Linked DNA regions of Homo sapiens: region 2 is linked to region 1. The links are chromatin contacts, found by Hi-C or POLR2A ChIA-PET in ENCODE. All regions are on one chromosome and are shown on one strand. The core of a region is the stretch at or near the end of the contact, and the rest is flanking DNA. Distances in the headings are between cores, read along the strand shown. Region 1 overlaps MAPK4 (mitogen-activated protein kinase 4). Region 2 overlaps MAPK4 (mitogen-activated protein kinase 4).

Evidence for each region. Hi-C counts contacts between places; a loop is a spot of excess contacts on that map. ChIA-PET counts read pairs that join two places held with the same protein, here RNA polymerase II (POLR2A). Pooled maps may share reads with other maps.
Region 2: a loop to region 1 is called in a map of heart right ventricle, with 2.6 times the contacts of the local background. The contact joins two enhancer-like sites. A Hi-C loop is called at or near these places in 6 of 168 maps with a recorded cell type or tissue (MCF 10A, astrocyte of the cerebellum, cardiac septum and 2 more) and 2 of 50 pooled maps. POLR2A ChIA-PET finds 5 or more read pairs at or near these places in 1 of 52 experiments (HCT116).

Annotation. Positions count from the first base shown.
Region 1 is chr18:50,653,165-50,656,998 of GRCh38, forward strand. The region is part of intron 1 of MAPK4 (mitogen-activated protein kinase 4); the gene reads left to right. Among named protein-coding and RNA genes, the nearest start is that of MAPK4, 95 kb to the left of the region's middle. Within about 2 kb of position 1,622, at least 11 of the 41 ENCODE cell types and tissues checked have a DNase peak (open chromatin) inside an H3K27ac peak, as active enhancers do; they include heart right ventricle, where a contact is called at or near this core.
Region 2 is chr18:50,580,830-50,584,663 of GRCh38, forward strand. The region is part of intron 1 of MAPK4 (mitogen-activated protein kinase 4); the gene reads left to right. Among named protein-coding and RNA genes, the nearest start is that of MAPK4, 23 kb to the left of the region's middle. Within about 2 kb of position 1,847, at least 3 of the 41 ENCODE cell types and tissues checked have a DNase peak (open chromatin) inside an H3K27ac peak, as active enhancers do; they include heart right ventricle, where a contact is called at or near this core.

The DNA.
Region 1 (3,834 bases), core at 372-2,871:
GGTGACAGAGCAAGACCTTAGTCTCAAAAAATAAAAAAAAAAAAGAACCAGGCGAAGAGAAGGTGGGCAGTTTCCCTAACAAAAGGAACAGGTTTTCCTGACAAAAGGAACAGCAAGTGTGAAGGCCCAGAGGTAAGGGAAATGTGACATTATCTATAAGCTGAAAGATACCTTTTATGGCTGGTGAGTAGAGTTCAGCGAGACTGGAGATCAGAGGCTAGAGACAGTGAGAAAGGATGTCAGTTCCCAAGATGAGTTAAGGAAGCAAGGTAAATCCTTCTCCAAGAAACTGGGAAAATTAGAAAAACAGAAGCAAGCACTCAAGGATGCTCAAGAGTGCTCTGTAACAGGAAGCCCCATGGGAGATGACAGAGTTCACTGGTGTTGGAACCACGCCTAGTTTAGAACCCAGGCTCTACCTTCTAGGGTGTGATCTTGAGGAAGTCATTTCAACTCTCTGCAAAATGGAAGGAAGCGGAGGAGAATGGGCACCTGCAGGGCACCTACTGTGCACCACGCACTGTGCTGAGTTGATTAATCTACTGAGAATAGTTCCGCCTACCTCACAGTGTAACTAATGAAACTTCAACTTAAACGTTGTTGAATGTGTATGACTATGCCCAGCACCTAGGAGGCCCTCAATAAAGGCTAGCGCAGTTGGACTGTGTGCCTGGGGAACAAGGCAGGGATTGGTGCCAGAGACAAAGAAAGATCCCGTTAGCAATGGGAGCGTGAGGTCAGAGTCAAGGCCACCGATGCACATGGGCTCCGACTGAGTGCCAGCTCCAGATGCTTGGCAGAGGCTCTCAGGAGTGCTGTTTTAGAAGGACTTTGATTCTCCTGGCTCATCAGGAGAGAGTCATGACTGATTATCAATGTCTGCCATAGGCACAAAATGGAGTGAAGTAGTATATACGGCACACATCTGCCATTGCTGGTCGAAAGCAAGATAATACGGACTCCTGTGGCTACAAGCCAAGGATCTTTGAGCATCCCTGCCATGGGCTAACCCTGCAGGTAGAAAGTAAGTGGTCCCATTTATGGGTCCCAAAATTCGGCAGGAAAACTCAGGTCTGAACACTGAGCTGCCAGAGGACTTTCTGCATTCCCATGATGGCTTATTAAATGTGGGCTCACAGAGTTATCTCCCAATTCAGGGAAGGCACAGTGGCCTGCAGGCACCATTCAATAAGTACTGAAGCCAGTGTGGGAGAATTAAAGATGCAGGCTCTGCCTCTCCTCTGAGAAGCTCAGATCCGGCTGGGATCACTTCCCTTCAGAACACAGCCCAAACAAAGCAAGCCCCAAATAGGGCCTCACCTTATTTAGCCACTGAAGTCATAATTGCACTGATTTAGATTTTGAAAGAGGCCACCATCTTCTGCTATCTCAGATCTCCTTCCTTTAAAAAGAGAAGTTTCCCCTTGAATCTACAAGGGTCAAAGGTTGCAGGAGTCGTTTAAAATCAGAAGGATTTACACACCTGCTACACATGCCCCCTGGCACACTTGTGGACCAGAAGCTGGACTCAGCCTTCAGCCTGGGCAGGGGCCTTTGTGCAGCTGGTGCTATGCCCGTGGCCACCGGCTCCCAGACTTCCCACGCAGGGACCCAGATGCTCCCCTTCCCCAGCTTTGCTGATGTGGTGCTGGAGTTCCGACGAGGCAGCCGGAATTTCTCTCCGTGCTATTTTAGTATCGCTGAGAGGCATGGGAAGGCTTTGTTCTCCCTGGCTGGTTACGTAATTTTCAAAAGGAAAACAGAGCAAAGCCTGAACGCTCCTGGAGTTTGCTCTTTGGGGAGGAGGGAACTCCCCACCCAGCATCTGATGTTCCTTCTGCAAACTTCTCTTCCCTCCCTCAATTCTTTCCTCTAACCACCCCACCTCAGGGAGGTGAAGATAACAGGGTCCCCTCCTGTTTCTTTCTCAGCAGTGTCCCCACAGGCGTGTTCTTTAGAAAACCGTATTGAGGGAAACACAACCCAGGGTGGGTGGCATCACTGCCTCCCAGGGACCTTAAGATGTTTGCAGTCACCACAGGCTCACACGTCCCAGGGGGAGAAGGCTCACCTGAGGCCCATCATGGGCAGCAGAGCCTGTCAGTGGTTCCTCTGCTTGAGATGTATTTATTTTAGACTAAGCTGGGCTTTTGGCTCGGGTCGGTTGGTGTCCTGCTGGCTGGTGTTTGTGAAGGGTCATCCCAGGTCCTGGGCTGGGAGTGGTGCTGGGCATGAGAGAGGAACAGGCATAGGGACTGTAGCCCAAGGTTGGCATCATGGGCGGCACCATTAGGAGCAGCCATCTGCCCATATATCAGGGTTTCTGCAAAGGAAAATGAGTTCCTGAGCATGCACAGGTCACTCCACACGAACCACTGCAGCCTGCACTCCTCTGGGGTGGAGGGAGCAGCGCTTAATTTCAAAAGCCGGAAAGCCAGGGAGAGTTGTTTCTCCTAATTCCTGGGGGTCCCCCTGCCGCCGCTGAGAGTGAGACCCGGCTGAGTCTCAATGGTAAAGATCAGCAGTTACACAGCAGTTCTTAACTCGGTGAGGAAACACCTCTGGTCATTATGCTTTTGGGGGCCTGTGTGGCCTCCTCCCTTGAACCCCTGCTTTTAGCCCCTACTCACTCTGGAGGGATTTAAAAAACTTTCTTTTCTGGGCCTCAGGGATGCTTTTTAAATTTATCTTTCCATGTGGGTTGTACTGTGTCATAACCAAAATCTTACTGCAAACATGGAGCCATTCCTGTGTCCACTGATATTTATTTATTGAATCCCTCTCTATATGCCAGACACTGCCCTGGACCCTGGGTTACATCAGTGAAAACAGACAGGTAAGGTTCCCCTCCTCCCCAGAATTCTATCTGACTCTGGAATCTAATGAGATCCATGCCAGGTGAGACCCAGGACCCCAGACTCAAGGAGGGCTTTTCAAGGCCTCTTCTCTATTTTAGAAAGTCAAGAACTGCAGATCTCCAAGTCCTTCCTCTCCATTAGTTAGCTATCGCTGTATAACAAATGTCCCAACATTTATTGGCTTAAAAACAACATTTATTACCACGCAGCTCCTGAGAGTCAAGAATCTGGGCATGGTTTAGTTGGTGCCTCTGACTCGAGGTGTCCTGGGATGTCCATCAAGCTGTTGGCGGGGCTGTAGTCCACTCAGGGCTCAACTCAGGGAAGGGTTGCTTCCAAGCTCACTCACACGGTGGCCAGCAGGTCCATTTCTGAGAACTCACAGGGATCCCCCCATAGGGCTGCCTCAAGAAGGAGCAGCAGCTTCCCCAAAAGCGAACAGGAGAGAGTGATTACCTCAGATGGAAGCTACAGGCTCTTTATAACATGATCTCAGAAGTGGCATCCCATTCTTTTTGCCAAATTCTATTCTTTAGAAATGAGTCAGTGAGTCCAGCACCCACTTAAGGGGAGGGGATGACACAAGGCCTGAAAACCAGGATCACTGGGGCATCTGGGAAGCTGCCTTCCACATCCTCCAAGAGCCTCTCTGACTGATGGGACTCACCCTGCTTCCTGCTACGCTTATAGTAGGAATCACACAGTTGGCCCCTGAATGTTCCTGCATTGTTTCCATAATTATTGTTGTAGTTCCACTCCCCCAATATGAATATAAGCTTCTTGAGGTCAGAAGCCATGTGTCCTACCTCTTCTCACTTTCCATTTAGACCAACCGTGTGCTGAGCAAGTTACTGTCAGATCATCTCAGCCTCAAGTAAAAAAAAATGTAAAAGTCCAAAGCAAAAATGTCTTAAACAGCAGTAGGGCTTAACAGTCTCTCTTGGCAAGAAAGCTGGAGGTGGGTAGTTGCAGGCGT
Region 2 (3,834 bases), core at 597-3,096, 72 kb before region 1:
CGATTACAGAACTTCTTTTATACCCCTCCTTTGCTCCCTGCTCTGCCTGGCATCAGGTAGTAGCTGGATGATATACTGAGATGCCTGAATTTCCCTTGGAAACCCAAACACATCTGCCTTTCCATTGTCCATCAATACTGCTCCTGGGGCCTTCCACCTTCTGCTTACCCAGTAGCACAGCTTGATGCCTGTATTCATCCTCACTCTGTGAGCACTGAAGGAGGAGGAGTTTGCATGTTCATCCTGGGCACTCTCAACATCCTAAAATGCACGAGTGCTTTTGCTTAAAAAGCAAGGCAGCAAGATGTATTCACTATCTGTGGCTGTAGCAAACCACCCCATGATTCAGAAGCTTAAAACGGCAAAGGTTTATTTGCTTACAGATCCTTTGTGTCAGGCATTTGGAAGCTGCTTAGCTGAGTGGTTCTAGTTCAGGGACTCTCATGAGGCTGCAGTCATGGTGTTGGTGAGGGCCACAGACATCTGGAAGCTTGTCTTGGGCTGAAGGATCAGCTTCCAAGGTCACTCATGTGGCTGGAGGCGTTGGTTCCTCTCTGCAGGTCTTTCCATAGGGGCTTATCACACGGCAGCTGCCTCCCTCCAGGGCACACACGTGATCCAAGAGAGCAACCGAGCAGTTACGGTACCTCTACAACCTGGACTCTGAAATGGCATGGTCATTGCCCTTTTCTTTCTCTTCATTAGAAGTGAGCCACTGAGTCCAGCCCACATTCAGATGAAGGGGAATTATGCTCAACTTTGTGAAGAGAGTGTCAAATAATTTTTGAACATATTTTAAACCATCACACAAAGCAGGTGAGCAGAAGAGTTGAGTTCATCCTTTGCCAGTAACTTATTTTCCCATGTGGGTGGCTTGGGAGCTGCTCTGGGGAACTCCATGCACCTGTGGGTAGAATGTGGTGAAGGGTTGAGATCCAAGAGTTAGTCTGACAACAGTTACTGGGATACGTGACATGTCCTAGGAGTTTGGGGACCTAGGAAAGTTACATGTAAATTTTTACTGTCACAGAGCTCACAGGCAAATGAAACTTTTAATAATAAGCACCATACAATTATCATTGTCCTTTTGAAAGCATTATCTATTGATGAGACTTCTGCTATTTCTAGAATTATGAAGAATAGGGCAGCTTAAAAAGAGGTGGGCTTATCTGCTGGAGGGTTAGAGCCCTTTCCTTCCACTGGGCCTCAGATTTCTCATATGTAAAGTGGAGAGGGACCCATTCAGTGGGTCTGTACCCTGGCTGCTTGTTGGAGCAACTCAGGGAACTTAAACAAAATACTCTAGAAGTTCTGATTCACTCAGTCTGGGATGAAGTCTGGCTACAGGATCTCCTCAGATGAGAACCACTGGGCTGGCTGATTATGAAGATCTTACAGACTCTGACACTCAGTGGCTCCTAGTGGCAAGCTCTCCTGTTCTGTGGTACAGCGAGGATGCTCAGGTGCGGGTGCCCTTACTGAGAAAGCTAAATCCTGACTCTACCACCTATCCCCACCCTAGTCACACAGAGTGGCCTAAGAAAGTGCAGGGCTACCTTGTGAATTAATGAGCTCCCTGATGTTAGAATGGCTCAGCCTGGGACCATATCACAGAGATGTTATGGTTGTTGCACCAAGAATTCCTGCACTGGGCAGGTGGGTAGACTAGGCCAGTGGTTCTCAAACTGTAGTCTGCAGAGCAGCATCAGTAGCCGCACCTAGAAGTTTTTTAGCAAGGCTCATTCTGTTATAGAATTCCTTTGGTGCTGCTTCACCAGCCAGAAATCTCTACAGCTGCTGCTGCCTCTGCCTGGGGCCTCACTCCAGCCCACTGGGCTCACTCCACCTGCTTGGCCTGGCAGACTGTGCTTGGCTTGTGCCCTGGCCCAGATCCCATGCCCGCTACAGTTCTGTGCTCAGCTCCTAGCTGGATTGAGCATGACACGAGCAGCTTCCATGTTGGGCACCAGTGTCTAGATGAGGGGAACGCAGTGATGCCCCAAAACTCAGAGATGCCAGCAATCATGGAGCCCCAAGGGGTGTTACAGCTCTTGCTCAGAAAGTCCCAAGGTCTGAGTCTGCAAGAAAAGTCACAGCTCTTTATTCTTGTAGCTCAGTGAGTGGAGGCATATTACAGCTCTCTTTCTACCATAGTCTGGTGAGTGAGAGCATGTCACAGCTCTTTTCGTTCCTGCTGCCCACAGCTCATTGAGTTCTGGGTTCATGTCCTGTGACCAAGAGGAATGAGGTGCATGGACACTAGGGAGTGAGTAAGGGAGAGAAGAATTTTATTGATCAACAGAAGGAAAGCTCTCAACTGAAAGAGGGGACCCTGAAAGCAGGTTCTGTCTGTGAGGCTGAGTTTGGGGGTTTTATGGGCCTAGAATGAGAGAATGTGTGTTTATTGGTCCATGGGTGGTCTTTGGAAAAAGCACCATTCGATTGGTTAAAAGGCATCATTCAGAAGGAACCAATCAGCCAGGTGCGGTGGCTCACGCCTGTAATCCTAGCACTTTGGGAGGCCAAGGTGAGTGGATTGCCTGAGCTCAGGAGTTTGAGACCAGCCTGGGCAACATAATGAAACCCCATCTCTACTAAAAATGCAAAAAATTAGCCAGGCATGGTGGTGTGCACCTGTAGTCCCAGCTACTTGGGAAGCTGAGGCATAAAAATTGTTTGAGCCCAGGAGGTGGAGGTTGCAGTGAGCTGAGATTGCGCCACTGCACTCCAGCCTGGGCAACAGAGCAAGACTCTGTCTCCAAAAAACAAAAAACAGGAAACAAGGAACCAATTGATAGAGAGGGAGGGTAAGATGGGGATAGAAGTTATCACTAGTCATGGACTCTATGTGGAACTGGCAGCTCAGTTTTCAGGCTTTAAACTGTCTTTGGATTGTAGGTCGGGTTTCACTGGGGACCCGTTCCTGTCTGCCTAGGAATTTGTCTCCTGTTGCTATCAATTCTCCCTTCTCTTCACACTGAATCAGAATTTCTGGATCTCTGGGGCTGGACCCTAACAACCTGGGTTTTACAAACCTTGCAGGTGATCTTGATGCATTTAAAGCTAGAGACACACTGTACTAGAGGACTTCTCAAAGTCCCTCTGACCCTAAGCTTTCCTCTTCACAGCAGTGAATTGGGGGCATAAATGTCTGTCTTTAGGCACAAATGCTTCAGGGCATATTGAGGATTGAGTAAGATCCTGTTCATCATAATTGCTATGCTTTCACTGAAGAGTGCCTGAAGTCTTCTTGCTCCTTGAGGACTGATGCTTGCTGGGAGTTCAACTGGGAGAGATTTCTGGATAAAAACCAATGTGTTTATCGTCCTTAAGCATCTAAATACCGTTTGCTACTTTACAGCATGTCTTAGCTGCTGCTTGCTACAGCCAGGGAGTCTGTCCAAGCCCTTTATGTCTCTTCTCTATTAAAGAAGAATCACACAGACCTATGGGATGTTCTGGGGTTATGGTGGAGGAATCAAATCAGAGAGTGCAAATCCTAATTTCCCATCCACTTCGTGTACCCCTGGCAGTGACCGAACATGAGGCTGGATGAACTGCGGAACTAAGCCTCTAGGGCATGTCTCATGTTCTTAAAAAAAAAGCCAAAAACAAAAACAACAGATCCTCTTTTTATAACTTTAGCAGTGCAGCCTCCTGAAATTGAAGATAGTGAAAATATGAGAGAGTATTTGAACTCTGCATGATGTATGAATTGTGTATTGTTCCCTAGCTATAGACTGTGTCCCCAACTCTTGCTAGCCACCTTGCAGTGTTTGTCCTTGTGGCACATGTTACAAACCCAGGTAATAATAAGCCTTAGTTAAGCACTAG